Linked DNA regions of Homo sapiens: region 1 is linked to region 2. Evidence: read pairs that join two places in POLR2A ChIA-PET (ENCODE). Cell type or tissue: A673. All regions are shown on one strand. Links, peaks and the distances in the headings refer to the core of each region. The heading gives the core; the rest is flanking DNA.

Region 1 (16,197 bases), core at 8,783-11,282, 190 kb before region 2:
ATGGAATTTTTTATGGAGGAAGTATTGGAATAAAAGAAATGTTCAACTTGCCTGTTGACAGTCTAATCTGGTTCTATTCATTAATCATTAAAATCTTAAATGAAGAAAAGCAATATCCAAAAAAGAAAGTTTTTAATAGAGAGAGAAGCAGTCAGGAGTTTAAGACCAGGATTTACAGAAGAGACTAAGCAAGGAGAAATATTCTGAAACATAGGAAAGAAATATAACAGTTGTTGGATACCCCTTTGCTAGTGACTCAGTATTATTTTCCTTTTCATTTTGTTCTGTATATATAAAATAATACAAAGTAAAAATATAAATACTACATAATATAGATGCTGACAAATTTAATTTTCATCACTATTCATCAGAAGAAGCAAATTATATAGCCCCCTACCAAATGCTTAACACTATTAAATTATGGTTAGTTTTAAAATATTCATGTCTATATTTGCAGAAGTATAAATTACAATTCTCTTATAATCAGGAAGTTGTAACTTTTTGTTTTGAAAAGAAATTACATAAGGACATAATTAATTTATTATTGTAATATGCTAAAAATACTTTTTCATTAAGTTACTAAAATTGCATGAACATATTATTACATAAACCTAGATTTTGTGTTAATATTTTGCCTGATTTATTTTAAGAACAGAATACATATAATAATTTGGTCATATTATATCCTTTATTTTTGCCTACTCAGAATAAATCTCAATGGTTTAGGTTGGTATTTCAGATTGAAAGGGAAAGCAGAATGCCACATATTGTCCATAATTTTGTTATCTTTGATTCTCATATTTAATAAATCAATTTTGCTAAGGGCTATGTCAAGAACAGATTTTAATGCAAATTTAACACTAACAGAATAAGGCATACCCAGGAAATAATTAATAGTAAATTTTAAGGATTTCTGCCCATTTTAAACACAAGCATATTTTAATTAACCAATAAATAGTTATTGAGTATCAATTAGTGCAGGGCTTTGTAGGAGAAAATATTATAAATACAAGACATGTCAAAGCTATTTCAATGACTGGAGTGGCACTCAATATGTGCTTTAGACAACTCCCTCCATCACAGGGAAGTGTGTCTAAAGAACATTAGAAGATGGACAAGAACAACCATTGGGCATTTTATTTTGCAAATTTTTAAAAAGCAATTTTCTAAGAACAAAAGGACTGCATTGGGCTTAGCAAATTTATAAAGATAGTACTGTACTGCCCGCATTTCTTCATTGTAGTTGAGTCTTCTTCCCACAATGGCTTATTGTGCACATTACGAAGTCTTCAGGGTCTTCAGAATTAAAGTGACAGAGTGTGTGTGTGTGTGTGTGTGTGTGTGTGTGTGTGTGTGTGTTTAAAATGCACATTTGAGAATGGAATATTCTTCCTTCCTCTAAACATAATATGCCTTTACAGACTCCTCCAATAAGTCTAGTCATCTTGACAAAAGAAAATCACCAAGACAATACAATGTTTTCACAAAGAAAAAGAATGACAGTTTCCCTTCTACTTTTCAAAAATGTTTCATAATATGATTTGAGATTGGCTTTATTCAGTAGGCTTAAAGAGGAATCAATTCTTACAAAGTGACACTCTCTATAATAAAGAACACCTACACTTCTGAATAACGCATCCATTCCCACACATTCACAAGGTTATTACCATTAAAATCTTCTCCAGAAGAATTTTCTGACAAGGAAAGTATGGCTTTGTTTAGAATAAGCTGACAATGTCAGTAAAACAAGCAATAAAATATAAAGGGTTGAGGGTTTTGTTTTTCGTTTCACTTCTGCAACTCTGGTAAAAGTCTCTATTATATCTTGCCTTCACTAATGAGACTGGTGTTCTGCCTATCAATGGTTCATTTATACAACTACTTATTGTACTCCTACTACGCACCAAGTGTGTGTTAAGTGCTGGTTACAGTAATAGTCAAAATAGACAAGGTCCCTTCTCTCACAGTGTAGACAGATTTAGACAACTAATCCCATAAATAGCTATATGATTACATATTATGAGTACAATGAAAGAACAGTACTGGGTGTTGACAGAGAAAACTAGGAAGACAGAATTTAGACTGAAATTTCTCAGTTTAAGCTGGGCTCTGAAGGATGGCAAAGAGTTTGCCAGATGAAGAGTTAGCAGAGCATTCCAGAGGTCATAACTTATAGGAAGGTCCCGGTTGTTGAATTCGCAACTTCAAGTAAAGCAGTGGGCTCAAGTGCAAGCAAGAGGAAGCAGAATGTCACCTGCCAAGGCTATGGCCTGTTGGTGATATGAAAAGATTCCCATTTTTTCCTGAGAGCAGTGGGAATTGACTAAAGGATCTGAAGTAGGGGAATAAAATGCTGTTATTTACATTTTATAAAGATGATTTTTACCTACTGCCTGAAAAATAGATTTGGTGGGGTCTCTCATGAGGGGAGTCTCAGAGACAAAATTCCGTCTGAGGGGGGGGTCTCACAGTCAAAACTCTCCAGTTGAGTTTCATATCCTTGCATAAAATGACCCTTGCCATCTCTATTATTTCCCTCCATGTGCACTGTGTCCAGCCACATGGCACACACAGCCATTCTCAAATTTGCCTCCCCACCTAACACAGGGTTATGCTTTTGTCTCAGTTCCCACCACCACCCTCTTCAGCCCCTCACTTCTTTACTAGTTAAAATCTCAAGGAGATTTAGATGAGATTTAGGAATCGAGCTTTGAGTCAGTTGTGCTAAAGGAGGTACACTTGACTCAAAGGCCAATGTCTCCATGAAGATTTTTCACTATTCTTTAAACTCCATGGCACTCGGTATAAAAAATTTGAGCAGCAAAGAAGGAGCACTGAATAAAGAACTGACTTTGGCCTTAACTGTTAAGGCCCAGAGTTATGTGTCTCCTAAGAGTACTCAACATAGAGTACCCCAACCCTCACCAATACACACCCAAGTCCTGGGCTGAAAACCATTATTCCTTTCTTTTAGACTTTTTTTTTTTTTTTTTTGAGACAGGGTCTCACTCTGTTACCCAGGCTAGAGTACAGTGGTGTGATCACAGCTTACTCCATCCTCTGCTTCCCAGGCTCAACTGATCCTCCCACCTCAGCCTCCTGAGTAGCTGAGACTACAGGCGCACACCACTATGCTTGGCTTACGTTTTATTTTTTTTTTGTAGAGATGGGGTCTTGCCACATTGCCCAGGCTAGATTTTTTTTAATGCAGAATTCTATTTAAAAGACAATTTAAAAATACATGTTTATGCTGCTGACATTAAGATCTTATTTGCAGACATGCTTACATACCAACAAAAACTTCAGTTAGCTAATTTTTCTATTTCCATGCTTAATAATCTCCCTCTGATTGTGGGGGAAAGCATGGATATATCTAATGAAATATAGTAAATCCAACAGACTTTAAGAAGAGCTAAGTCTCAATCCTTCCGGGTCTCAATACCCATTTCTTAAAGTTATATTTCTCCTCAAAGCTGCCCTAGAACTGGGTCACAGTTTTATCTAGAAAGCATAGCTAGATTGACTCCAACACAAAGTATCTTACATTACACTTTTCTTTATTGTATATGGTCTACCTACTTCCAAAAGGAATTGCAGGTTCCTTTAAATGACAACTTTCAGTTCCTGGCACTTGCAAACTGCTTAAAGTTTGGCTCCCTGCAACGCTCCATAGAGAGGAGCAGGCGGATCTAATTGAATCACAGTTTGTGGTTCTGCTGTACTCCAACCAACAAATGTAGACAGACCATAATCAGTCACATACATAATTGTGGGTTCTAAAATATCATTTTGTCTAAAAAAAACTCCAACGAAACATGTAAAAATAAGATTTTGGATAAATTAACTTTGACGACATTTGACTAACATTATCTCAAAAATAATTCTACAGGAATCATTTTATGAAAAAAATATACAATCCATATTGGTTTAATTATGAAATTTTGACTCAACGAAACTTAAGAAACGAGCCAACATTTTACTCATGGTCTCTAGAGGCATCTCCTTATTACTCACCTTGATCTCTTTCGTGCCATGTTCGACTTCCAGCAGCTGGTGAACTTGGAGAGGGGTAAAAGTCTCCTGTAGGACTTGGTTCCATATTTTCATCTATGGATATAGTTTTGGGTCTTTTGCTGTTAAAATATGGCAATAGTTATATTAATGGGATTTCTGGGAAGATGTGTACATTTTAAAGTAAATGATCTGAGAAGATCCTTACTGTGAAAATTTTCATAAGCACAAGTAATAATGGTGAGTATAATGGTGAGTATTGAAGATATCAATAGTAATAGCAAATATTTCTAGTTGCATATACCATTTATTAGACCATCTTATACCTAACCTGTCTAACAAATATGGTGTTCATTATATTTATCTTTCAAATGTATTTCCAAAAAAAATTCCACTAATAAAAAGTGAACTCTTAATGTTGTTTGCCTTCTAACATTAAAATTGTGTTATTGTGTACCTGACTCATTATTATTATCAATACTAACAATGTTCCTTTTAATAGCACTTGTCATTGACAATGCAATCCAAAGATAAGGTAATAAAGTAAAACAAGAGCTTTGGGGTCAAGACAGTCCTAGTATAAAATCTTGAGTAGGCCACTTATGAATTGCTAATAGTAAGCTCCTTAACTTATCTAAACTCAGTTTAATCATCTGTAAATTGGAAACAATAAAACCTAGTTCAAAGGCAGACGGTTGGAAGAGTAAAATGAGTTGTTAAATGTAAAGCTTTTAGTTAAGTGGCTGGCATTTAGAAGATACTTATCAAATAGTAATTCTTAGTAATAACCCTATCATTAATAATAAAAAATTATAGTATTTTACTGATTATAAACTATTTCATATATTATTCTTTACTTTTTCTTAAAACTTAGATTATTGATTCTTTATTCTTAAAATCGACTGTGAAAAAAAGAAGGCCACTGCCAAATTCAAACTTTTAAAATGATACTTTTTTTTTTTTTTTTTTTTTGAGACTGGGTCTCACTCTTTCACCTACGATGTAGTACACTGTGGCTCAATCTTGGCTCACAGCAAACTCCACCTCCCAGGCTCAAACAATCCTCCCACCTCAGCCTCCCAAGTAGCTTGAACTATAGGTGCCTGTCACCACACCCAGCTGATTTTAGTATTTTTTGTAGAGATGGGGTTTTGCTATTTTGCCCTGGCTGGTGTTGAATTCCTGGACTCAAGCGATCCTCCCACTTCAGCCTCCCAAAGTGCTGGGATTACAGGCAGGAGCCACTGTGCTCAGCCAAAATGATACATTTTAATATGGAAATATGACTCATCTCAATGAATAAGAAAGGTGACTATCCAGAACAAAGATTAAGAAGCTATTTTATACCCATAGTGGTTGATATACTTCTTTCATATGCCCCCACCAATAAAGCAGACAATTATGAAATTATGACTATAAAAGTGAATTCTTTTCTTTTTTTGTTTGTTTGTTTTTGAGACAGGGTCTCACTCTGTTGTCCAGGCTGGAGTGCAGTTGCATGACCACAGCTCACTGCAGCCTCAAGCTCCTGGGCTCAAGTGATCCTCCTACCACAGCCGCCCAAATAGTTAGGATCACACACACATGCCACCAAGCCTTGCTAATTAAAAAAATTTTTTGTAGAGAGGGAGTTGTCCAGGCTGGTCTTGAACTCCTAGGTTCAAGTGATCCTCCTGCCTGGGCCTCCCAAAGTACTGGGAATCCAGCTGTGAGTCACTGTGCCCAGTGAATATTTTTTCTTTAATTAAAAAAAAAATCTTATTCACACCTATGCTGGTAAAACCTTTTTAAAAATCTTCAAAATTCACTTTTCGCAGCAATAATAACCATAATGTTATAGGATTTCAGCATTGAAATTGACCTCAAAAATCATATACATAAACCAATCCCCTTGTTTTTACAAATGGGGAGACACATTTGGAGAGATTCAGTGGACTGTCCAGGGCAAGTTAATGGAAGCAGTCAGACATAAGGTAAGGACGTCTGACTTCCGCAAGTGTGCTCTTTCCACTGCACTGTGTTTCCAAGCCCTTGAATCATGTATATGCCTGAGTACATTTGTAGATACTCATGATTAATATTTGACTCACAATTCTCAGAGTATTAACGATGTAGAAGATGGCAATTTCTATCCATGCTAAGCTTAGTTTCTTCCCAAAGAATCCAAAGTTAGACCTTACATTTTAACTCTCTTTTAAACATATTCTCTCATCTATGAGTCAGCAGAAAATCTGCCTGAAAAACTTAAAATTGGGGACAAATTACATGCATAAGGAAGTACTAGAGAAATGTTTTTTAAACCTTGCTTACTCTGAAAGACAGTATCTTATATAAAGTAGTCAGGAAGAAAGATCTGTGTTGACAACAGTGATTTAGCAGACAGAATTTAAAAATTACTGCTCACATTTTAAATTTAGAAAAATCAAAGCATTTCTAAGACTTTGATATGTCAGAGACTATTTTAATAATAAACCAAATTATCTTGCTACACAATTTAACTATATGAAAATGGTTTAACCGGAACTGATATAAAATTGATCTTAGTTTATAAACATACACATGCCCAGTCCATAATTAATTCAAATTCAACGAACTTTCACTACTGAGAATACTTTAGAAAAATAAATATACAGGTATCCTTTTATTTTTAAAAAGTTGACATTGTAAAATGAGTGTTTTGCTCTAGAATTCATGTATGCTCTTATATTTGATTACACATATATTTAATGCTCTAGGAATGAGATGGGTCTTGAAGATCTAGCTCAAATAAAAAAAAATTAACACATCTGTAATCTTTATTCACCCTGACTGGCAATTACAATGAGAAGATCAGGAAAAAAAAAATGAGAATGTTAACAGAGAAGTAAAAAGCAAAGAGAACTCTCTCTAGCTGACCCCCAACATAGAATGGTTAAACCAAATCTCAGGGAAGGTAGTATTTTCATTGGTAACAGAGCGTTAATTAAATTAGTCAAAAAACATCAACTAATTGAAGAACTTGGCAAACTGTGGTCTTTAATTTTAAGGCTAGGTAAATGACACATTTTATTTTTTATGTTTCATTATCCTAAGCTTAGATGTAATATTTGGGTAAAAGTTACCAGGAATCAGTTATAAACCAGAGATCATTGCCACAGCAACATCATTTTTAAAGCCATCAAAAGATTTTGTTAACTTGTAGCATTTTAATATTTCCTACAACAGGACAAAAGTCATATTAATATATTTTCCTAGTTACCTGTCCCCCTGAAAAAGATTTTTAAAACTGCTGTGTACAACAATTACATTTAATTTGTAACAGCCAAATAAATTTAACCAGGAAAGATTAAAAATCTGTGTACTACCAGCAAAAATTATTTCCCATCTCTCTTTACCTACCTACCTATCTATCTGCCTATCATCCACCTACGAACCTATGTGTGTATCACTTGAGAATATGAGCAGCCCTTCTTTCAGTACCTGCTTGGTGGAGAAGACAGAGACCTCTGAAGATTGACCCCCGAGTTCATGTCATGATAGTATGGTTGGCTTGGGATTTCTCCAATTGGGAAGTTGACTCCAGTTCCCTGGGTTATGGGCGCTGAGGAATAAGACAAAGAAGCACTGGGAATGACATTCGTATTTCTGACCTCTATTCAAATGTAATAATCGAGAATCTTTCATGCCTCTGGTCAAAGATAGAGAGAACTTTCTTCACCTTAAGCCTCTAATACCCACCATACAACCTGGGTAGGACCTGAAAACTTGCTCACCTTAGCAACGTTCAAGCTTGGAAATTTGAGGCAATCAGATTATAATCACTGGTTACCAATTTCCCGAATCCTATTCCTCAACCTTCTTTACTCACTCCTTTATATTAGTTGACATTACATCTGTCACTCTGCTAGTTAAAAATGCCTTGGAGGAAACAGAATATACGAGTCCTATCACTCAGCAACACCAAACAAGCTGCTTTGCACTACCTAGGCTCTCGAAAACCAAATCATTGTTAAATAAATAAACAGAGAACCGTTTCACAAAAAAAAGCAAAAATCATTATTCACAGCCTCCCAGTTAGGATATGATAATAATTATTAATATCATGACTTCTAATCCACTCAAATATTAATGTTGATATTAATGTTGATAATATAGAATAATAATTTTTGGTTTGTAACACAAAGGATAAATGCTTCAGGTGATGGATACCCCATTTACCCTGATGTGATTATTATGCATTGTATGTCTTTATCAAAATATCTCATGATATTTTGTATAATTACATCTGTTCACATTTTTTAAATTTAATTTTAGATATCATGAACAAAGCTGTGAGGCAGCATATTGTGTTAGAATCAGCAGAGTCTTGAGAGATAAATAGCCTTTTAGTTTAAACTCCCTCTGTATTATAAGTTATGTGCCCTAGTTTCCTAACTGTAAAATGGGAGTAATAATAACCGGACACATAGGATTATTTTGAGGATGAAATGAAATAGGTAGTGATAAGAGCCTAGAATCATGCCTAGTGTATAACACGTGCTCAACCATTGTGAGTTCCCTTCCTTCTTTGCTTTCTCCTCCAAACTTCTTCCCTGGTAGACTGGAATGGTTAGCAAAGATGAACAGTTCAAAAACGTGTTAAAAGCAGAGGAAGAGGTATAAATGAACCTGTTCGCTGAAAATTTGTTCATTCAACAAATTACTGACTGTGTCCACTGCTGGCAGGTGTTGGCTGCAATGTGTACAAAATAGTCTCATATATTGCCCTTAATAAAAATATTGGGCAACAAGCTGGGTAAGTAAAACATTCATGCGAAACACATAAATACCAAAATAGATGAAAATGAAACTGTCCAAATTAATGACATGATCCAAAACTGCTGTAGAATTTCAAGGGAAAAAGAATCCAATACCAGCTTGAATTGTCCAAGAAGTCTGCGAAAAGCCATAGCTGGCACTGGACTCTGGAGAATGAGTAAGAGATTAGAGGGAGGTCATTCTAAACAGGGACTGCTGCAGAAGCAAAATCATAGGTAGAGATAATGTGCAAAGTGGAGACCAGGCAGGTTGGTGTCAAAGAACTCCTTAAGAATAGTTTCCATTTCTTTACCTGTCTTAATCAGCCCTTCAAAAGCTCACACGAAATTGTACTCTGGGGCTTTGCAACAAAATTCTAGAGCCCCTGAGATGCACTCTAAGCATACGTGGTCTACTTAAACTCCTCCTCTCTCCCATCTGCCTCAAGTTGAGTATAAAATTCCAAAGGGATTGCAGATTTTTATGGAAGTTTTCTTACCCCTCATTTTTAATGAATATTCTAAATGTGTTCACTACCCTTTGAATTGTATTTTAATATTAGGCAGGCTAAGATTAACTTAAAATATTTTTAAGAAAGTATGATTAGGAGGTACAAGCTTTATCACAGAGAAGTAACCACGGAATACACAATGAACATCTCCCTTTCTGGACTAAAAATTAAATACATCAGTATATACATGACTAGTAACAGCTCCAAACTTCTGGATTATCTATCAGCCTTCTGATAGATTGTTCATGTTATATAATACACTGTAACATCCTTTACACAGAAAATACTTGTATCCAATGAGTAACTAAGTGCCTGATGGCTTGAATTATTTGGACAGCTAAAATGTAGCTATGTCTGTTGTGGCTTGAGGCACACCAAAGGTTAAAAAAATGTGAGGTAAGAAATCCCACAGTAACCGCATGTTTTATAATTTATTATTAGAACCATGTTCTATATGACACTGGAAGTGGGGTACATGCTAGAAGGAGTATTTCAGGGGCTCAAGTGAAGTAAACAATCTGTCTGGCTTCCTATCACAGTAATGGATACAATTCATAGACCTGAGTTATTAACAGGAAACTTAGAGGTTCCACCTTACATAAACTATTTTCAATTTATTAAGCTCATGCAATATTTAGGCAAAGATTTATAGTTTCTATTGAATACATATGGCTCCATAGTTAACATAATTTGCTTACCCATAAATAAACTAGATGTAATTTGTAGTAAATGATAATTTTAAAATCTTCAGAAATTGTTTTTTTCTAAATTTTGTTCCAGAAAGATTATTCCGCAGTGTCAAGACAGCAATAAAAACGACAAATATAGCATGTTCTCACTCATACATGGGAGCTTAAAAAGTTGATCTCATCGAAGGGGTTGTCAGAGGTGGGGGAGGGTGGGGAGGTGAGGAGATGAAGAGAGATTGGTTAATGGGTAAAAACATACAGTTATAATAGACAGAAAGAATAATTTCCAGTATTTGATAGCACAGCAGGGTGGCTACAGTTAACAACAATATATTACATATTTTAAAATAGCAAAAAAAGAAGATTTGAAACATTCCCAACATGAAGAAATGATAAATGTTTGAGATGACAGATATCCTAAATAGCCTGATTTAATCATTATACACTGTATGCATGGATCCAGAGATCACATGGATTCCATAAATATGTACACATATTATGTTTTAATTTTGTAAAGATAGCAATAAAATAATTTGTCTACGGATTTATGCATGAGCACTGTAAAAATTTAGTATGCATTCTGACACTAAATGGGAGATACAGAAAGGAAAGTAGATTAACAAACACGGCCAAAGTACTAAAACAACACACATGGAAATTATTTAATGACAGAGTGTGTGGGAACAGCAAGTCTCAGTCAGATATTCCTGCTTAAGAGCCTCTGGAAGAACTTACATCAGACGCAAAGATCAGTGTTAGCGCCTCTCCCAGGGAGCTACAAGAAGGCTGAAAGCTGCAAATCATGTTTAAGAGGATGCCGATATCCTCTTAGAAATGAAGCACCAAAGAACCTCAGATTCTAAGGGTTAGAGGCCAACCTTTAATCTCCCTTATTGTTCTCCTCACTCCAAAAGCTGATCCTAAATCAACTTTTAAGATGGAGATAATATCATTCAAAAGAGAGATCACTATCCTAATGCTGAATGGCTTCATTAGCTAAAGTCAACATACACATCAGTGGGTCTTATGATTGTAAAACCCTAGAGGACTGAAAGCACTAGCATACTGTAAACCCTCAAGAAGTCAGAATTTGTGATACACACATAGTGTTGTGCTGAAGTTTATGTTTACTTAGCAAACCCCTATTTCATAAATAATGAAGTTTAATTGTGTAAACAAAGATTATGATGCGGATATATTAAAACACTTAGGAGGAGAACTTATCAGGCCTTTCAGAGACACCTATTTACATATGGAGGAGAAAATAAATGTTTGCTGAATAAATTACGTAATGAATATAGATAATTAATGTGCTAATTACAAATCAGTAATGTTTGTTATAACAAATAACCTAAAAGTTTCTAGGATATGACATTATAAGTTAAGAATGAATGAATGAAGTATATTAAATTTACCTTGGTTTTGAACTGTTCTAGAAAGATAATTTTCATCTTTGTTTTAATGTTTGAAATTCAGATTTTTCAAAATATCTATCTGGGCTTTTGAAGGTTCTAATGTGGTTCTCCTTTGACAGCCCTTAGCATAATATTACCTATCATGAGGTACTAAATAAATATTTTCTGACAGCTGACTCTACTGCCCTACTCCTAAGAAGGATGAAAATATACCATTGAACTTGAACTCAGAGAAGTACAAATTTAAGCAAATAATTTAATAAGCCTCCTAACTGGAGCACCATAAGCCTTTCCGCTAAAGAAGAGTATGGGGAAGACACACACACCCCTTCAGATAACCCCTGTCTTACCTGATGCTACAAAGTGCTACTGGTAAGTCAGGCATATTTCTTCCCAAATTAAAAGTGAAAACTTTCAAATGTTGGATACCTTTGGATATCACATATTGATCTGGAAAAACACATTAAGGTACACTGCCTTGGACAATCTCCTTGCCCATCGAATACACACCCTGGGGCTACCAGAATACAGGATATTTGTGTTTCTTCTCCTACACTGCCACCATGTAAAAAGACCCATGAGAGAAGTCTTTTGGGCATACATTTATCCACTCTAGAATTATACCAGAAAGGATAAACTACTTAAGATCTTAAACGTTCATATGTATCACTCCCTGCTATACATGCTATTTGCACTGTTCACTTTAGAAATGTGAGCTATTTGAGGAACTACGGTTCAAAAGACAGTCAGTGATAGCGTGAAGATTCCTTTACTGAACAACAAGACTCTAAAACACTGCTTATTCTTATCCTCAGTAACTCGATTACTCTTTGTTCTTTCTGGATCATCATAATTCTTATTCATGACCTCTAAATATGACCCAAATGAGAAACACAACTTAGGCAGGTATCAGAGTGTGACTACATCATCTGAATAACATCACTCCGAAGTGTGATGCATTCTATCAAAATGTCAGGTGAAAATATACCCTTCAAAGTTACATAAATAAGCTAAATCAGTGAAGGGAGTATGAAGAAAGGAGTCACCTTCTTTAACATAATTAGTACATATAGATCTGCATCTTGGATATGTTTGTACATGCTAGTAATAAGTAAAAGAGTTAATCAAGGTAACGTCCCCTTTGCTTAGGTAGCCTGCCAGGTGAGCTTAGCCTAGAAAAATCTGATCCAGCCTGCTAAGAATGGTGTCTCAGGTGAAGTGGCCAGTTAAAACAATTGGACATTGTTTTGGATAACAATGCTTTCTATCTATATCCAACTACAATCTGCAAAGTTAATTTCTGCATCCCTCTACACTCTGCACGTTAGTGTGTATATCCTGTGCATCTCCAACCCCCACCAAAATGTTAGTAAAATGAAAAAGCACTTATCTACAGGAAACTTATGTGGGTTATCATAACAACATAGAGTACATTTAATTAATCACACTTCCTTTGATATAAATGGCCATCTATGGTCATGCAGAGAACAGTGAATTAAATGAATACCAATAACATGGCAATCAGAAAAACCCCAAAATTATTTTTGTACAACAAAAAGTTTTGATGATTTGAATGCAAACATTTTAGAAAATCAAGCAAAATATATTGTTATTTCATCAAAGGTTTTAAGATTTTAATTCAAATTTTCCTAATATGTGGTCACTCTTTATACTACATTTAAGGTTCAAAATATAAAGTATTTTAAATCATACTGCATGCTTAAGTAGTAACAAAACAATTTACTTACTTCTGGATACTCTTACAAGTTCTGATACATTGAAGACTCCAGATTTTACAAAACTATCCTCAAGGTAACCTGAAAATAAATATTAAAGGAAAAATGATCAATATAAGCAGAAAGTAAAATAAATGATTATACACTAGAATTTAAGTGTTTTAAAGCCAATGGTTTGAACAAAAACCAAATATGCTTACAATAAGGACTTTAAAAAATGACTCTTAGGAATGCAAATTAGGTTTGTTTAAACAAAAATAAAAAGTTTAGATACCAAATAATCTCTTAGGAAAATTTTTTCTTCCCTTTCTAAAAGTACAGGTTTATTGATGCGGTTTGATTTGCCATGGCCCATGCATACAGAATGGTCTGTGGGCTCTCAGTGAATGCTTTTGACTCGGTAGCACCTGGTAGACTAAAGCGAAAAATGAAAGAAAGAAAAAGGAAACCACAACCACAATTAGCACCTTGCTGGAATAATGTCAAAGATCTCTTAAAGCCACCGTTCTTTTGTAAACCCTTCTCTGATGAAAGAAAAGTGAACTGCTGTTACCAGCACCCCGACCCTTGTTCCAGGGTCACTAATAACATAAAAAGCAGAACTTGTATATACAGCAAATACAGAACTTTGCGTTGACCTATTTCTGGGCATCTTTAATATACGTTGCACGATTTCACTGCTTTCCTCACCCTTGCTACTATTCCACTGGACTCCTTTTATTTCAAGAATTAGACAACTTTTCTGGCAAATGGTGGTGAATCCAGGCCTCTGGGAATGCCACATGACCCTTAAGTCACACCGGGGCAGGGTCCACAGTGGCCATGGAGCCTGCTTGCTAGCTGGTCTATGTCCAAAACTAGAGATGAGAACTCCCACAAACAACAGTAACCCTGCACCCAGCCCACCCCATTCTCATCTATGTTAAGGGGGTGTAATGAGTGTGAGGAATACCTTAGCAGGGGAGGTTATGGCCTACTTGCTTCTGTCCTAGGGTGAGAATAAGTTTGAAAATCCTCAGAATTGAAATACATCTGAGAAACAAACAAACAAAACTAGATTCTAAGAACTGGCAATTTGACTGGATTTTACATAAAGCTTCAGGGCTGACCAAGGAATTAGATGCAGTTCAGAGATGTGAAGCATGGGTAGTGCAGCAACATGGAGCACTGAAATCAAAGAGCTGGGATTTGAATCCTAGCCACAGATGACCAGTTATGAAATCTTGGCTAGGTTATTAGTCCTCTTTTTGCCTCAGATTCCTCACTTAACAAATTGGAGACAATAAAAATCACCTATCTTATAGAGTTGTTACTACTGGAGATAAAAATATAAACCCCATGATAAGCATGTTACCAACAAATTAAGATCTTAGGGCCAGTGGAACCTGCGATCAGCTATATACCGAATTACGCACACTGGCCTCCAGACAGTCCAAAATGATCCGCAAATCTTTATTCAGAAAATTTACCAGAACAAAAGGCACCACACTGCTTTTCAACCATACATAGCATGAAAAGACAGAAAATCATTCAATTAGCATATGTGTTTCACTGCTGTGAACTGAGGAGCCACTGATGTTTGACATCCACCCACCCACCTTCTTTAGAAACAGAATGAAAGAAGGAGTGAGAGGAAGTTGTAAGATCTCAGTAGGGAATAAAACAGGTGCCACATTAAGTCATTATTCTGAAAAATATATATACATTTTTAAGAGTATTATAACAAAATGTCCCAATTTAATGCACTTCTATTTTAAGAAACTCTTATTTCTTGAGCAATTAATTTTTACCAGGTTAAATTCATTTCAGTAATTATTGAGAAACTTCTAAGTAACAATCACTGTACAAGGTGCTAAAAGTCATGAATACAAAAAAGGACACTGACTGTCTTGCCTGGTCGGGGAAAGAGATGTTTTGACTCTTCTGGACCACTGTAACTTACTATCATATAGAAAGATTTTTGTTGCTTTTGTTATTGTTTATAGTTCATTATACTTTATTTTATATAGGGTAAACTTAATAAAGTAAATATATTAAGTACAAAACCTTCTTTATCTTGGGAGGCCGAGGTGGGTGGATCACAAGATCAGGAGTTTGAGACCAGCCTGGCCAATATGGTGAAACCCCATCTCCACTAAAAATACAAAAATTAGCCGGGCATGGTGGCGGGCACCTGTAGTCTCAGCTACTCGGGAGGCCGAGGCAGGAGAATCACTTGAACCCGGAAGGCAGAGGTTGTAGTGAGCCGAGATGGAGCCATTGCATTCCAGTCTGGGCGACAGAACAAGACTCCATCTCAAAAAAAAAAAAAAAACAAAACAAAACAAAAAAACAAAACAACCTCCTTTATCATGACTACAGCTCATATACTTAACCAGTCACACAAGATTATTTTTCATCACCCAATTGTACTTTGTAAATGCCTACCCTTCATATCTTCCTCCTGCAGCTCCCTGAGATGAGATGGCCCTCTTTCTACACACTCTAGTCTCATCCTTCAAAATCCAGCCCAACCACCACCCACTCTGTAAACTGCTCCTCCAACTCCTTCTACCACCCACTGGCCCAGCCAGAAATCTCCTTCCTCTGTACTTGTATAGCACCTAGTTTGTACTAATTTTATACTTTGTACTTTCAGATTTTCTGAGAGATCTGTTTTCAAGTCTTGCAGTCATTGCTGGATTATCAGATCCTTTATTTACAGAAGTGACTGGGTTTTGTTCATCTCTATATCTTCCTTAATGACTAACTCGTTGCCTATATATAGAGTAAGTACTAAATAAACACAGAACAAAATTTTAAAATTCAACTTTACAAACAGGGTCACACATTAACATCTTAGTCATTTTATTACAATGTAGATACAGATGGTTTAAGATTTATGGATAATTATACTAACCTCTGTTATTCCCTAGAACTTGTTTGCTGAAGAGTGTATTTAGGCTTTTGGGTCACATGAGAAAGAGTAATGATTAGGGTCGGATTGTATCTCTTACTTTGTTGTGTACTAATGTGTAATGTCAAGCATTTAATACAAAGTAACAACCAAAGAACTGGAA
Region 2 (16,197 bases), core at 7,265-9,764:
AACTGAATCATGATTTTAGGGACAAAAATTGCTTTCACGTAAATCACTTGGAACCCTGTCTGACCTATTGTAAGCACTCAAAAATGTTGGCTATTATTACTATTATTGTTGTTGCTGTGATTATTATTGTTGTTCAGGACAACATCCCAGTATGTGCAACGGAAGTTGTAAGACTATTAGCTGCCTCGTTTGCTAAACGCACACCCAGGTTACAAAGAATGGCGATTCTTTGATAAAAGAATGGCTGATTCTTTGATCATTTCCCAATTTCCCCCGTTGTTTCCCCCTTAAACATTTCATTCTGCCTTTTCCAGAACAAACATCATTATAATCACTTCTTGTTCACATCTCTGATATCCCCATGGCTCTTGCTGCTCTCACTGGTAGTAGCAACACCTCTAAATTTACTACCATCTGCAAATATCATTAGCTATTGTTTATTCCCTCTCCCACACTATTAATGAAGATGTTAATTAAGACCAGAACTAACACTGACCCCAGCAGCAATCCACTAGACATTTATCCAACTGGATAAACTTCTGTTAGTCATTACCCACTGCTCATAGACATTACCACTACTCCATTCTCTTCATCTGCTAATTTGTAAGAGACTAGGGGAGAGAATTAAGGGAGCCCAGGATTATTTAAAAATTAACACCCTGATACTTGGGGTTTTGGAAAGGGATTTGGTAAAACATCAGAAAGACAGTCGTCAGTGGCATGCAGGAGTAAGTGAGCCAGCCTCCCAAAGTATTTGGTAATTGCCTGGCTAAGCTTATGGGTTTCTAAGAATTTAGGAATGCACCGTAAGGCTGGAGTATATAGAGTTTTCAGTCCAGCCACTTCTTCTTACAGATGACCAGACTGAGGCCCAAAGAGGTCAAGTGAGTTGTCCAAAGTTCACCTTTCTAGTTAGTGACAGAACCTGAATTGTAAAGTGGGGCTCTAACTTTCAGTCCTGTGCTGTTTGTAAGAACTTAGAAGCACTCAATCTTGCTTCTAGAGGTTCTGATCTGCGCATTAGCATTTTCCTACCACATTTTAACTTAAGGAGCCCAGTGCCTACCGACTTCATCTTTGTGTCTTCAGCAAACTGTCTCCAATAATAGGAGTTCATTGCATACTTAGTAAAAGAATGGGCGTTCTTCACCAAGAGGCACTATTCTCTTAAACTATAAATTAGAGTTCTCAACCCTAGCTAAACATTAGAATCGCCCAGGGGAACTTGTAAAAAAGAATACCGATGCCCACACCACACTCGTAGCAATTCTAATTTAATTGGATTGAGGAGAAGCCCAGGCACTGGTAACTTTTTAAAGCTCCCCAGATGATTCTAATGTGCAGTGGGGTTGGGAGCCAACTCAGAGGATAAAATGTTTTTCCAAAGACTCCTAAACTGAGAAGTTTCTTGTTCTATAGAAGGGGTTCATACAGAATGGCTGTAACTTAGCAAGTAGAAGCAAACTTTTCTCTCGAACAGGAAACTGGCTGCTCTTCAAACCTTTTCGTTGTGCAGAATGTGAATTACATTGCCAGCTCAGAATGATGTGGTTTGGAATCTATTAATCTGGTGGTGGTATTTATGCCTGGCATTTTTTCCAAACTTAACTTTTGCTCTGTAGGCAGTTGTGCCAACTTAAGAGTAGGGCTACCTCTCAGGTGGTCCGGAAATGAGTTACTGACTTAGTATAAAAACTGGCCTACTAGAAGTAAAGTCATGGAAAGAACAGAGGACTGACCAGTGTCGGGGTTGGGTGGGAGCGGGTGGGCGGTGGCGGTAGTGGTTCTTATTTATACGTTAATACTCGTTGTACCCATTGCAGTAACAAATACCTGTCTGCCATTGGTATGCCAATGAAGCCTTAGTAGATGAGGAATGTAGGTCAAAGACAAGATAAAGAAACACAGTCTCCAGCTTCTTCCTGGACAAGAGCCCAAGAAGAATGCAAGACAGGGCTTTGGAAGGCTTCAGAATCTGCTAGTCTTCTGGCATCACACGTTGTGGTCTTTTCCATTTGAGGGAAACATCCCTAAATGACTAAGTGCTCACCAGCACTCACAGCTGTCAGAACTGGGGAATTTAGAGTACCCGTGCTTGGTTGTGCAGGTTGTGGACTGCCCATGGGTACCTGGTGCGTGGGAGTTGAAATCTGCAATGAGAAGGGGTGCTTCCAGGAAGGATGGACAGCTCTCTTTGTAGTTTACAGAAAGGAGCCACATGGAAACTGGAATGCCCAAGGAGGGAGAAAGATGAAACAGGTTTCCACATCTATGTCATAAGTAGCAGAGGCCCTCAATGAAAACAGGTAGGTAGTAAGACAAGCAAAGAGAAGGATCAGAAGTGCTGGGAAGGGACTGTGAGGGACTGGCCACCTCCCCAGCACAGACTCCAGTGTCAGTGCCGCTCACTGGTTGCCAAGGCTCCGATAAAACAGGAAAATAGGACAGGAAGCCAGTGAAATGTGGAAATGGGGTATCTGTAGAATAGACAATAAGACCCATGGAAAAAGGAAGTCTGAGGTGGGAACATTTTTTATGTGTTCACTCTCCCACCAATTGAAGCTGGGGGCTCATCCATGGCTCACGGGCTTGCCAGTTGCTGTTACAACCTGGTTCTGCTTCTGGGGAAGACAAAGAAAGAGAGGGAATCTCAGCAACAGTCGGGCTAGGACAGGCATCTCCATCAGTGAGTGCTTCCAGATGCACTGATGTCTCAGCCCAAAATCCCACTCAAGAAACATTGCTTAGCTAGAGAGTGACTCCTCGGGAGGAAAAAAAAAAAAAAAAATCAGTCATTTTGACAAGGTCAAAATACCAAGAAAACAGCATTCCCAATTGGGAAGTTGTGGGTCAGGACAATAGTTCATTGGAACATACTCTTTTCTGTTTCTCCCTTCTTAAGCTTTTTGGCCATGGGGCAATTTTTAATATGTCCCCGAGAGCAAAAGCTCTCTGGGCCTGTGAAAACGTATACATGGCTGGATTATGGGTAAGGGTCTCTCTCATTAACCATTTGAAAATAAAGAACCTAGATAAGGGGGTAGAATAATGGAGCCAAATAATCCCACCCAAGAACAAATTATTTCAGGCAGCATTTGGCTTAGAAAGAGTAGACTACTATAGGGTCTGCAGTGTTTCATTACTGGGACTCAAGGAGCAACAAAGTTTCCCTTAGGAACTGAAAACTGGGGCAAGTGGCATGAATTCCCTTTGCTTACACCTTTGGAAAGATCAGGGGAAAAGCCAGTGAAATGAGAAGGAAGGAAGGAAGGAAGGAAGACGGGAGGCAGGGAGGAGGGAAGGGAAGGAAAGAAGGAAGAAAGGAAAGAAGAGAAAAAAGAAATAGGGAGGAAGAAAGAAAAAGAGGGAAGGAAGGCTCGTTTATTGAACCCAGGCTGCATGCCAGACATTACTTTTGGCTTTTTCATATATGCAATGCCACTTAGTTCTAAAGAGAACCCCAACTGTGAGGAAGGTGTAGCGGGCTACACATAGTCACCTAGCTAATAAGTGGCCAATTATATTCAAACCATGTGTGTCTGATTTTAAAACTCCTCCCTTCCTCTCTTGACAAGTTGTCACTACCAACTAAATATGCATCCATATACACATGTGTATATGCATGTGCATATGTGTGTTTTATAACATCGATGCTTCTTCATACTGCCCTTATCACCAAGCAACCAAACAATGAGGGTACATTTCCTATTTCTGTTTTTCATACTCTTCTCAGACTAAATGAGTTTTCTCCCTTCAGAGTTGCCCCTTATGTTGTTTTCATATGTTTTTGTCTGTATATTATTAAAGAAAGGAGGGAAAGAAAAGGGGGTGAGGCCAACGGAAATAATTTGTCCTGTTTCTGTTGCCTAGTGAGCATGGCCGGGGGGGTAGGGGAGTGGGTGGCGAGGGGATGCCACCATTTTGCCAACCCTGTACCACCTGACTGTGGGAATTCTCAGATCTGCTTTAGATAAACAGTTTAGTCCTGTTTTTCCCACAATCTTCTGACAGTTGAAATTTCCCCTGTTACTGTAAGTCAACCATCCTTGGAGAAGTTTCGTTTCAAGTAACCATGCTATACTTCTCTTGAAGGGGAATTGAAGACCTCTACCCCGGTGCCAGAGAACCCCCTACTTTCTCATTTTTCTCTAAGAGGAGGTGGAAATGGGCTGGGGCGGGGGAGAGTGCTTATGACTGAGGCTGCAGCTGCCCTCCCTATTGGATACTCAGCCTCACCCTTGCAGCCCAGTAGAGAGACGTGGCCAGGTTTTCCCTGTAGCAGACACAGATGCTTCAGAAGGAGTTGCTATTACAAAGGGTTTATTAAAAAAAAGTGTGAAAGGGATGTGGCTGTTGGCAGGGATGCTGGTTCCATGCTACAGCCTCTGCTGGCTGCAGTCTGGATTCTTGCCTTTCCTCCCTTCCCACTTTACAAAGGTTTAGGTTCACTTTATAAAGAAAAGCAATCCCCAGGCAAAAGTGTGTACAGTATTTTATTAAAGTTTGGTGGAGAAGGGAAAAGGAAGAAAAAGGCTGGATTGGGAGACAGGGAGGAGGGGGCTGGCCACAAGAGAGAGGGAGTGAGAGAAAGAGGGCAGGCATGCATGAGAGTCCCAAGCAGTGCCAAGAAGCAGAGAAAGGGCTGCTTGGGGACAAGGGGGGGTCGGGGGGGGAAGTGTGCCAGAAACCTTATAGAAAGAGAGCAAAGAACTGAACATGAAGAATGGTTAAAAACTGAAGTGCAAATGGACTTCAGCATCTTCCTGGCAGAGAGTGCTGCAAACAAAATACAAAATAGGCCACCGTGACAACTGGAAGAAACAGAAGTTTTGAGGAGGCAGTTAGGAGATGCTACAGAAATGGCCTAGCAAATAAGTAAATAAATGCCAGAGTATGCTAATATGCTGAGGACCTTTAAAGAGAGGGAGAGAGAGAGAGAAAGAGAGAGAGAGAGAGAGAGAGAGAGAAACACTAAGGTGCCTGAGACAGAGCGACATCAAGTGAAAGCAAAAACAACAGAGACAGACACACACATACATAGCCAGACCCCAAGAGAGGCACACACAGAGAGAGTCACACAGAGAGAAAGACAGAAAGGGCCGAGAGAGGGGGGTGATGGGGGTGCGAGAGTGGGGTGAGAGAGAAAGTCTCCAGCCAAATGCGGGAGACTTGGCAGGTCGACAGGAGCAGCCGGGCCAGGCAGTAACTGCACTTGCTGTGTCTAGTCTATTGTTGTCTCAGAAGGGGGGGGTAGAGGGAGTTGTTTGTTTGTTTTGTTGTTTGGCCTCTTTGTCTCTTTTGTTCCAAGCAGTTAGTTTGCTTCTTTCCCAGACACTGGGCTGATGGAAGAGCTTTATGGATTTTTTCTTAAAGGGACAGAATAAGCTAGTTCACCAGTATTATCGATTTCTCAGTCCTAACCAGTTCTACCTAAATGACTGGGTTTTTTTAATAGAAGGATCCTATTAATAATTGAGAGTCAGTGTTTATACTGTTTTGTGTGTGATTAACAAGAATAAACGGGTCGATTTCATCCTCCCCACTGAACCTCCTCCTACAGGGTTGCCAAGACTGCAGGGTAAAGAAAGGAAAGACAAAAAGGAGAAAAAAAATCCGTAACTACAAACAAAAGCAAATGAAGGGCATACATACTAAAAGAACTACCAACATACATTGCTACTTTCAAAAAAGAACAACATAGCCATCAAGATTAGAAATACAATCTTGAGGGTTTAAATAACCAGCAGAAGAGGGGCTTTGAAGGAAGAGGGGTGGTTGGGGCATTCTTCCCACACCCCTACAGCCTAGGCACTGCAGCTTCCACCTTCGGCCCTTCCCAGCATCCATCCTAGAGAATAAAAAGCCCAGCTCCAGGGGTTCTGGGAGTCCGTCTTGGGCCACTCTCCTGAGCTCGGCCTCCCTGGGGGAACTGGCCATTAACACACTTTCGCGGCGGAAGTGAGCGTGTTGAAGGGTACAGTCACTAAATTGAAAGGAGAGCTGCTTTTTATTCATTTGAGTAGAGGTAAGAGAAAGGGGCATCTCCAAAGCCTTTAACTTTTTGTTCCCACGGAGACTCCTAGCTTCCTCCTGTCCCAATAATTTAAATAGGTTCTAGTGCAAAGGAGGTAGCTTCTGTGGGAAATGAAATTTTAAAACATCCCCAAATTCATCTACCCTCGATTTTCAATTCCTCTCTAACCTTGCCCTAGAACACAGCCAGCTCTTTTTCTTAATCCCATCTTTCTCCATTCTTGCCTTAAAATCTCCCAGTGAAATCTAGGGTACCGGAGCTTAAAAATAAATAAATGCAATCAAAGGGTCTGAGGCTATGCGAAAGGTGCAGAGGAGTGGAGTAGGGAAAGGGAAGCAGGGGTTCCTTTGTGAACGGGATCCTTTATCTTCGAAGCAAACGCAAATCAGAGCCGTGCTTCTGCGCTCCGAAGTGCGGCTGCCACATTTGGAGAGAGCGGGCAGCGGCTAGCTCTGCGGGTTTGGGGGTGCTTCTCCTCTGCCCCATCTCCGTGGAGTTTGGTACTTAAAAGCCCAGTGTGTCAACCGCTCAGACTTGAAGGTGGTTAGGTAAAGAGTTAAGAAGCGAGGCGGCTTACACCCATAACTTTATCCTCCCCCTCACCTGTATTTTTCTCCCCTCACACCCCTCCCTCTTCAAACGGCCTTTCAAAGATGACTTAGGGGTTCCACGAATGTCGCTGCACGGTTTTGCTTCTCCTCGGGTGCCATTTCGAGGAGCCTAGAAACTTCCTGCCTTTCTGGTTGACCCTCCGCAGGGCTTTCTCTGACACCGCCATGGTGGCAACATGGGCCAAGTGGTACAGGGACCAGCCTAGCGGGTGGGAGGCCTCGCCTGTGGGCTGAGGAGGCACGACCCTGATCCCCGGCGCGCACAGTAGAAGCGGGACCTGTGCTAAGCCACGGGAAGGGGGGCGCGCCGCGGGCGCGGGGGGCGCGTGGGGCACGTGTTCACCCCAGCACTGGAAAGAGACTTGCGGTGGGCGCCGGAGTCAAGTCTCCTGATGTTCATGCGGAGGGGAGAGGATTTGTAGCCATCTTTGCTCTGGGTGGAGATTTCATATCCGCAGTCACACGAGGTAACCGACACCCCCCCCCCGTAACCTGAGCTAAAGGTAAAGGTGATCCTGAAACCGCTTGCCCCTGGGAACGTCGCTCCGGACGGGCGTCATCTGCCACGTGTGATAGGAGCCGTCTGGCCAAGTGGAAAAATCTAGGCTAAGCGCAGAGCACAACCCTGGCAGGGTCAAGTCCGATTTCAAGCCCAACCCGATGGGATTCAGAAAAGCCCGCCCAGCGTCCCCAGGCCCAGCAGTCCACGCCACACCGTCGGCGACGGATTTCGTTTCTATTCCCCGCACGCGCCCCAGCAACGCAGAAGGAGATCCAGTTTCGCCACAACGTTCCCGTTGGCTTGCTGGTTTGAAAGTTGAAGCCCCGGGGTAGTAAATTTGGCTACAAAATCTCAAATCTCGTTAATCCTAGACAAAATAAAAACATAATAGGCCACAAATTAACTAGCTTGGGGCGGTTTCTGTGATGGTCACCTGGCGGTGCGCAAGGAGTTATAGAACCTTGAGGGGGGGATCTTTTCTATCTCTAATTACCTGTATGTGTAAAGAACTCAAGAAGACGTCAGAACAGGGTCTCCTATCAACTGCTACCTATTGCTGTCTCGCAAACATCCCCCTAAACCCGCTGCATCGACAGCTTCGGGTGAGGGTGGGGTAAGAGGCACTTACTGTGAGGCCGAGCTCCCGCACGAATTAGCCTCACAACAGGACCTAGGTCTCCTAGGGAGACGAAACTAGGCCAGCGAAATCGCGGCCAGGGAGCCCCTGGCCCCCACTCGGGAGACAACCCGCCCGGCGCGAAGGGTGCGTCTCCTGAGCTCCACGCCGGGAGCTGGAAGGCAGGCAGACGCGCGAGGCTTGGGAAGGGTGGGATCTTAAAAAAAAAAAAAAAATCTTAAAAAAGAGAAATAAATTTGAACAAAACTAAACTACAAGCCCGCAGTTCCCCGCCGAAAGCGAGGTGGGGGAGGAGGGGGCGGGAACGGTCGAGGCACTGAGAGTGGGGGATGAGAAACGAACTCCGTCCCCTGCACAGTCAGTGCCTTCGGGGGCTCCACCACCGCGCGCTCCCACCCTCAAGGTTTGGACTCCTAGGGGAGGGAGAGGACGGGAGGGAGAGGAGGATAGGTGGAGGGGGAAGAGGGACTCCTTTTCTCCTCCTGCCAGCGCCAGCTGGGGCAAACTTGAGCTGGCAAAGCGCGAGAAAACTTTTCTTTGGAAAGTTTAGGTAGCGCAGTTAGTGGCGGAGGCTCAGGGCAAGCTAACAGTGCTGGGGCGGGTGTGGAGGGAGTGAGCTGGGTGCGATTGGGAGAGGGGAGAAGGGAGAAGGGAAGGAGTGGCCAGCTCCCTAGGCGGTTGAAGATCCAAGTCTCTTCGGTCAGGTCCGCCCAAGGTCCCAGAGGCACTGGGGGGTCGGGTGACTGTGCGGAGTGTAAAAGACATTTCCTTAGGAAACAGACAAGGCAGGGCCAGGAGTTCCGCGGTTTTTTTTCCGTGCAGAAATCACTACCCGGCGACGGCTCAGGGCGGTAGAGGGCAAGTCTTATCTGCCAAGGCGGGATTAGATTCTCTCGCCGAGGGTCCCAGTATCCCGCCGCCCAGCAAGGGCCGAGCGCGCGCGCGCGCCAGGGAGCTTTGGAGCGACGCGCGTAGTTTCGCGTCGCACGCGGTGTCTGGTCTCCGCGCACCACGTGCGCTCGCGGTCCTTGGCGGGGACGTTGGTGCTAGCGATCCGACAGAGCACCCAGGACTAGGTTTTTGTGATGCCCTAACCTGGGCATTTATGCTGGGGGCGGAACGAAGTCGCCCAACCCAAGTTCTCCCTGCACCCTGGGAAGGAAATGTGGTGCGCCCTCTGGGGCGTGAGGCCGCCGCGGCCCATTCTACACACCTACTGGCATTCCGCTTTTCCTTACTGTGCGCCAGGGGAAGGCATAATTCAATTATATCATACAACTGCAGCGCACCCTTTTCCTTTTTTGCTTTGAGGGGAATTTTCCAATTCCCAAATAAATACCTATGGCTCTAAAGCCGAGTTGGGTTCTGTAGTAACTACCGGGGGTGAAAAAAAAAAAAGACCCCAAATTGGCTGTGAGTTTACAGCCTGAAGCAGCTTATTTAGGCTCGCTGAGCGCCGTTCCAAACGGCAGGGCTCACGCTATTTCGGGAGAAGTTGGAGGGTGGAGAGAAAACAAGGTTATTTAAAGTGACTCCCAGAACGCAGCTTTCGTTCCTAGACTCTTTAGGTGTCAGTGCTTCGGCTCCAGTTTAGCACGGCACAGGCGGCCCAGCCTTTGATATTTAAGCCAGGCCAGCGCCCGGGTGAAACTACCTGTTGGGGGATTCTGCCGCCTGGAACCCTTCTTCTTCTGCGCAATACTGGCAGCAGTGGGATGGCTCTGGGGGTGCCACGCGAAGAGAGAGGGCGGAAGAGCCGGGAGCAGCGGACAGTCAGCTGCATGTGGCAGTGCCTAGCGAGCTGCTCCCGCGCCTCTGCTCGCTCTTTGAAAACTGGAAACAGCCCCCTGTGCTCTGTGCTGGGCCCCTGGCTGCGGAGATGGGCCCAAACTCGGCACGATTCTCTAAGTTCGGAAACCACGAAGCTTGCGCCTTCATGCGTGTCTAACATTAAAAACAAAAAAACCTCCTGGCGGCTTCCTGGGCTCCCGCCCCCACCTTGCGCTCCAACACCCGGCACTTTTCCCTGTACCGAAATTCACTTTACTACTTCTTGAAATTCGGAAAACTCCACCGACGCTTGGACTCGCTGCAACCCAGGGGCTGCCTAAAGCTCTCGCACGAGTTGCTTGAGGGAAATCACTCTCTGCTCTTGCGAGCAAACAGATCTCTGTATTTTTAAACAATCTAACTGAATGGGGGAGCGAAGCTAGCGAGGACAATTTGAGCAGTCTTTGTAGCCTGTTGGGAGAATTTTTGGAAGCTAGCGGGGTGGGGGTTTGGTCTCGCATGCGAACCTGTGGGAAGGACAGTTCAGGCTGGGCCCTGGGGCTGGAAGTCTCATTTGAGGAGCACACGGTCCCGAGAATGGCACGTATTTAACAACCTTCTTTAGGGCAAACTCTGCAACGGAGCCCGCCCGACATTAAATTTAGGGGGTGTGGAAGCGTAGACTGGGTTCAACCGGGAAATTTTCCCCGAGACGCCAAAGGCATTCCGCGTTATGTTTCCCATGCGGGTTTCTGCTTTTTGATAGCGAACCCCACTCCGTTTTGGGAGCAGCGAAATTTTGGAGAGCCCCAAAGCAGGGCTCGTTTGGGGTCCAAAGGGAAGAAAAGACTTGATCTGTGGCTGGGGAACAGCGGCACTTTATTTCCTGGGGCATGCACTTACATTCCCTACGGCCACAAAGCACCCAGCTGAAAACGAAATGTGGGCAAATATTAGGTAACTACGGAGAAGGAGGGAAGTTAGCCTCATCTTGTTTAGGATACTCGCTTTAACAGCGAGGACTGATGGGCTATGCGGAAAAAAGAATTTATTAGTGACAATTTCTTGCATAGGGATGAGAGTTGAGACTTCGAGCTAAAAGACGGCTCAGAACGCTTCCCGCGCGGCAGTCCCCCGCCTCCCTTAAAAAAAGTCATCCTGTCAATATTGGCTCTTAAGTCACACCCCCATTACCGGTCCACAGTGGCATTTCCCTTCCCCGTGTGCCCCTTTCTATACCCACTCATCTGGGCTTTGGATTGCCCATGATCTCTCCCTGCCTGGAAAAACTCGTGCAAACTTGCCCTTCACCAGGCACGCACGCACGGGTGGGCTTTCCCCAGGAGGGTCGTTTGGCGGCCCCGGGGACCCTCCTGGGCCTGGGAAACCCGGAGTATTTTCCAGCGCTCAGCCTCGGTGCCTCTGTATTATTTCGGTTCAGTCCCAGGGGCCCCGACCCAAGGATAATAAACAATGCCGCTTATTAGAGATACAAACGGGCACAGAAAAGAACCACACGGAAAAGCAAAGCACAGAGGCATTTTAACAAGTGGTTAGGCATTCAGGGCAGCCTGCGAAAGTGACGCAAAATTAAAAACGAAGGGCGTTTCTCTAAGAAAAAAACAGACTTTCACAGAATGCAGATTTTGTTAAAACATGATGGTTGGAACTACGTTTAGTTTGGTTTTGCCTCTGGAGATCAGTCGGAGTTGTTGCTACCTGCCCTTGCCTCGCTGCAAATCGCCACCCCCGCTGCCCCCAATTCCTATAGGGCGAAAGACCTGGGTGGGGTGGGGGGGGAAGTTGGGGGTCTTCTAGCTGTTGGCATGCTCTGATACCGTTATTCCAGATCTCTCAAGAATTGAAAACACGACCTCCTCTTTAGGGAGGGACAACAGGGGCTTTAGGGGGAGATGTATAATATCAGGCGCTGCCAGATGATTCAGAGATACAAAAAAAATTCCTCTTTCTTTTTAAAATGTAAATGCAGATACCTTATGGGCGCTGATCGTGAGAGTGGGGGCTAGGGATTCCTCCCTGGGTGCGGGTGTAACCAATTTCTGGTCTGCCGATGGCCTTGGGAAAGGGCCTCCCATCTGCTTCCAACAACCCCCTTACAATGTCAGAAAATCTTCCTGCCTGCAAATATTGGCACAAAGCTGTTTCGACAGGCGGTGCTGCTTTAAATAGGAAGGAGACCGCGGGGCAAAAGAAAGTCGCGACCTTTCTACCCACTAGACTACCTGCCTCCTATCCCCCAAAGGCCAAGCTTTGGCAAAGGAGACTCGGAGGGAAATCTCCCGTTCTGAGTGGCGTAGGAAATGAATCAGCTGTGTGTTCCAGGAACAAATCTTTAGTTGGTTTTCAGGAGTTGGAGTGCATAAAAAATAGGTATCCCCAGACTAGCTGCTAAGCAGGGAGAGGATCATGTTTGGGCATCTGCACCTCCTATGGTCCAGTCTCCCCACTTTTTTTGGTTGTTGTTAAGATAAAGTTTATGCTGGAAGAAACTTCAGAGGTGCTTTAGCCCAATTCTCTTGGGCAGTGGGTTCCTTCTGACTTTGCCGAAAGTAATTTGTCCAAAGGGCAGCTCTGCTCCTGGATCTGCCTAGGGAGGCCTGGTCTCAACAGCGCCAGCCCTGTGCCCCATACAGAACTCTCATCCTAGGGAGCTGGGCTAGGGCTGGCTGTGTCCGGGCCAGGGATGCCTGGACCTTGAATCACACCCCTTCTGCCTACCAAGGGCATCTCCCCTGTCAGGAAATGATCGTGGTGCCAACTGCACTCAAGGAACACCTCAAACCTTCTTTTCTCACCTCCCATCCTACGCTGATGGCCCTATACTGTTCACACATTGTTTCCTGATTTAATTTCTGTACTTGCTTTAGAACTTATTCAGCTATCTCCAGCCCTTTCTGTCTATCCTAGATGACAACTTCTCCTAGAAAGAGTTTCTGTCTGATGAACTCAAACTTAAGAAGCCTCCCTTGCAAAGACTGTGACTGAATTTTAGAAGGTATCTCAGGCATTTTGGGTGGTGAGCATGTTGTCCTGTCCTTCTCACCATTTTTCAAATCAAGTGGCTTGTGTCTCATTGCTTTACAGATAAAGAAACTGAGGCACAGATTCCTTCCTATGCAGGCCTTTGAAAAGCAGCTACTATGTTTACATAGATTCCAAGGGACTTGACTTACTAAAAGGCATACATGGATCTGAGAGCAGAGTGTGCCACAGACCCCGGGTCTCTTGATTTGAGGTCCCATTTGCCCACAGTTCTGACGGAAGTATATAGCTAACAATAAACTACTGTTGAGTGAGCATCAACTGTGCACCAGACCACGTACCATGCCAGATATGTTACATAAGTCATCTTTGCAGCAACGCTAAAGAGCATCATTAACCCCAATAAAATTTTAAAAATAAAATCATAAAAGGAACACATGCGTAAATCCAGATACTTCAAATAATAGAAAACAGCATAAAATGAAAGTAAAAGTCTCCTACCCTGCTCCGTCTCCTGGAATTACACTGATTTTTTCATTTTTTTTTGGTGATGTATTTGTATATATAATAGATGTTATCATTATTTTATGAGTGTGGAGTTGGGAGGCTCACCACCAAGATAACAAACCATGGCTACCTGTCTCCGGGCTCAGCACTTCCCGGTACTCTACATTAGCTAAGATGAACGTGGAAATAAAGAAGTGAGCGAGGCCACAGGTAAAAAGAAGAGTCGGGTCAGAATTGACATCACCGCTTCTTTTGCACTGTTCCTCCTGCCCCTGCCTGGCTCCTGAGACCACAGGCTCCCTCAGTGTATGTAATCTGATGATCTTCTATGGTGGCTGCATTTCTTCCAGGCCTTGGTGCAATTGGACAAGCAAGTGTTTCCATGCTCTGTCACCCGGGCCCTCAGTGCTGTTTCTACGCTGTACTAGGTCTGGTCCTGAGGCAAGCCTCTAAGCTTTAGATTTCACTGCTTATCTCTCAGCGTTGTTGAGAGGCTCCAATAACAGACAGGGAAAGGACTGTGTAAACTTGGAATCTCTCTATGTAAACATACAGCTGCTTTTCAAAGGCCTGCATAGGAAGGACCCTGTAGCCTTTCCCTCTGGAACAGAGGAGTTTCAGGAGTCTTTGTGAAAGAGTACGTTTTTGACATCTGAGGGTTTGCATTGTGTCCGTTTGTGTCTATAGGGGCAGGGTTAGGAGTATGTCTTAAAGTAGAAGAGGATGCTCATTTATTACTGAATCTTTGGAATCAGGAGACTTTGGCAAGGGTCAAGTGGATTTCTTTCTGCTGGAGGGCACACAGAGGCAAGCTGGTGGGGTTACAAGGAGGCAGTTATCCTGCTTGGGGTGCACCATGGGTTGGTGAGAATGGCAGAGGTATGGTGAAGGTGCTGCAGCCTGTCCCTTTGGGTAGGTAGCTACTACCAAAGGCTGTCCTTAGACTGTAGGGGCAGACAGAGGGTGGTGAGGGATAGGTCCAGGCCGCGTGAGCTTCCCAGACATGTTATTTAATTTGTGATTGTTTTTGTGCGTGGAAAGGGGAGGGATATTAGAGGATAGATGTGACAGTTCTTCTGGGAAGCTGGTCCTGTTCTATAGGGTTCTTCATTCAGGAAGAATAGCCAAAAACATCCTGAGTTCAGAGGCCTGCAAGTGAGAACAAATGGTGGACCACTGCTAGGGTGTCCTTGGCAGAGCGGGGGAGCTCCTGGAGAGGGGTCTCTGAACTGCTGCATCCCTGCACCCTGAGAATCTGAGCATGAGGAGGAAGCAGAAAATGGCTTTAAGGCGAATGAAGGGGGCTGGGGAGTGGGCTGGTTCCAATGAGAGAAACTGAAAGGAGGGAAGTCAGATTTTTCTTGACGGCCCAGTCTGGCTTCATTCTTCAATACCTGTCAGGACAAAGGCTGCTGCGCCCCCTGGTGTCCGACTGGCCGCCGATGCCTGCGAGCTGACGTGGAGACCCGCAGGCGGTGAGACCCGGGGACCAGCTGGAGGAGTCCACGGGTCAGATGCCTTTTCTTCCATTTGCTAAGGGAGTTGAAGTTGAAATAGCCGTTGCTTTGTCCGTTCTAGAGTCCAAATAGAGACTCTAGTGGAGAGCGAGAGGGGTTTTGTCTTTTTTTTTTTTTTTTTTTGCATGCAATTGAGGCTGACAGGACAATGCCTGTTTAGAAGTAGCCTGGTGCAGTGGAAAGTACGCTCATCTGAAAGAAAAGACCTGCATTTTAGGTGGAGAGCTGATCTGGGGCAAATCACTTAAAATGTTCCAACCTCCCCTTCCTTCTCTAAAAACCAAAGGGGTTACAGTAAGATGTCTGTAAGGTGTTGTCTGAACTCTAATGTTGATTGGGATTGATTAAATCACTAATACACCGCACCCTATTTTCTCAGAGCCTTGCAAATTTGACATTATTTTTTCAATCTACAGGCAGGTGCAAATGTTATGTTTCAGCATCATGAGTTCCCTAATTGTGAGCAAAGATTTTAGTGTCTCCTTTCCTTTTAAAAATAAAAAAATAGCTCTTTTGAGCACAGAACCTCCCTCACCACCACCTTTTGTGGAGCCTCCTGCAAGAAAGCTGCAGAGTGAACAGGGCTTCAGTCTCTGCTCTGTTTCTTTTAAAAATAAAGTACTAAAGTATTGTGCTGGAAATTCTGCTACTAAGTGTTACATGTGGTAGGTGTGAATATATGCTTCAATAGTTCCAGGCACAAGACCAAAATCTTCCCCAGAATTAGCAGAGTTTTCAGCTATAATCTGGCTAACATTTTTCTACAAATAGGTACAAAGACCAATTTGAGAGTACGGTCTCTCTAAGGGGCTACATGGTTGGGTTTCCATTGAAATTTAGGGCCATCCCTTGTACAGTCAGGTGAATTTTTAAGTGGGATCAGCCCTGGGGAATAATTATGTAGTCGCTGAGGGTTTTTCTCTCCTAAAATCTCCAAATCTAGTTTCTGAGGTGAGCAGTCAGTTATACCTCATGGCAATTTTTTCCTTCAGCATTGCATTTAAATGGTTATCTCTATGTAATGGGTACTCTGTGTGTGTGTGTGTGTGTGTGTGTGTGTGTGTGTGTAGAAATGGATTGTCCCGTGAAGGATCACTTGAACAGCAACCTTAGCTTTACAGATGTGAAGGGAGTGTGTAGCCCTTGTCCTGTTGTGAACACTGTCACTATTCCTTGTGCGGCAGGGGAGGAGCAGGTCTCTCTAAATGAGAGAAGCGAACCAGAGGAAGAACAGCAGCACAAATGAGATGACCTATAGCAACCGACCCCTGCTTCAGGGATGGGGAGATGCTGTGTGTGTGTGAGCATGTTTGGGTTGGAGTAAGCACAGTGACTTGGAACACTGCACCCCTCCCCAAAGGGAAAAGCTGTGTTACAGGCTGAACTGTGCCACTCCAAAATCACCCTTGATACCTCAGAATGTGACTGTATTTGGAGATAGGGCCTTTAAGGGGGTACTTAAGTTATTATGAAGTGGGCCCTAATCCAGTATGACTGGTGGAGTCCCTGTAAGAAGTGATTAGGACACAGACATGTATAGAGGGAAGACCATATGAAGACGGAGTAGGTAGCCATCTACAAAGAAAGAGGCCTCGGAAGAAACCAACCCTGCTGAC

Evidence for each region. Peaks named below come from ENCODE experiments on the same cell type or tissue, not always from the same donor. Only the 100,000 strongest peaks of a DNase experiment are listed, where the experiment ranks them.
Region 1: POLR2A ChIA-PET joins it to region 2 with 5 read pairs; 3 of 35 experiments call an interaction of 5 or more read pairs at or near these places.

Annotation. Positions count from the first base shown.
Region 1 is chr9:14,142,675-14,158,871 of GRCh38, forward strand. It overlaps NFIB (nuclear factor I B), which reads right to left. Exons shown (of 11, transcript NM_001190737.2): 4 at 13,151-13,219; 5 at 7,471-7,591; 6 at 4,015-4,133. Among named protein-coding and RNA genes, the nearest start is that of NFIB, 160 kb to the right of the region's middle. In A673, for the core only: no CTCF peak of the experiment used is centred there; no DNase peak of the experiment used is centred there.
Region 2 is chr9:14,339,169-14,355,365 of GRCh38, forward strand. All of the region lies in intron 1 of NFIB-AS1 (NFIB antisense RNA 1), which reads left to right. It also overlaps a transcript of NFIB not described here. Among named protein-coding and RNA genes, the nearest start is that of NFIB-AS1, 30 kb to the left of the region's middle. RefSeq lists an enhancer at 9,634-10,133. In A673, for the core only: no CTCF peak of the experiment used is centred there; DNase peaks (open chromatin) are centred at 8,373 and 8,733; H3K4me3 peaks cover 615 bases.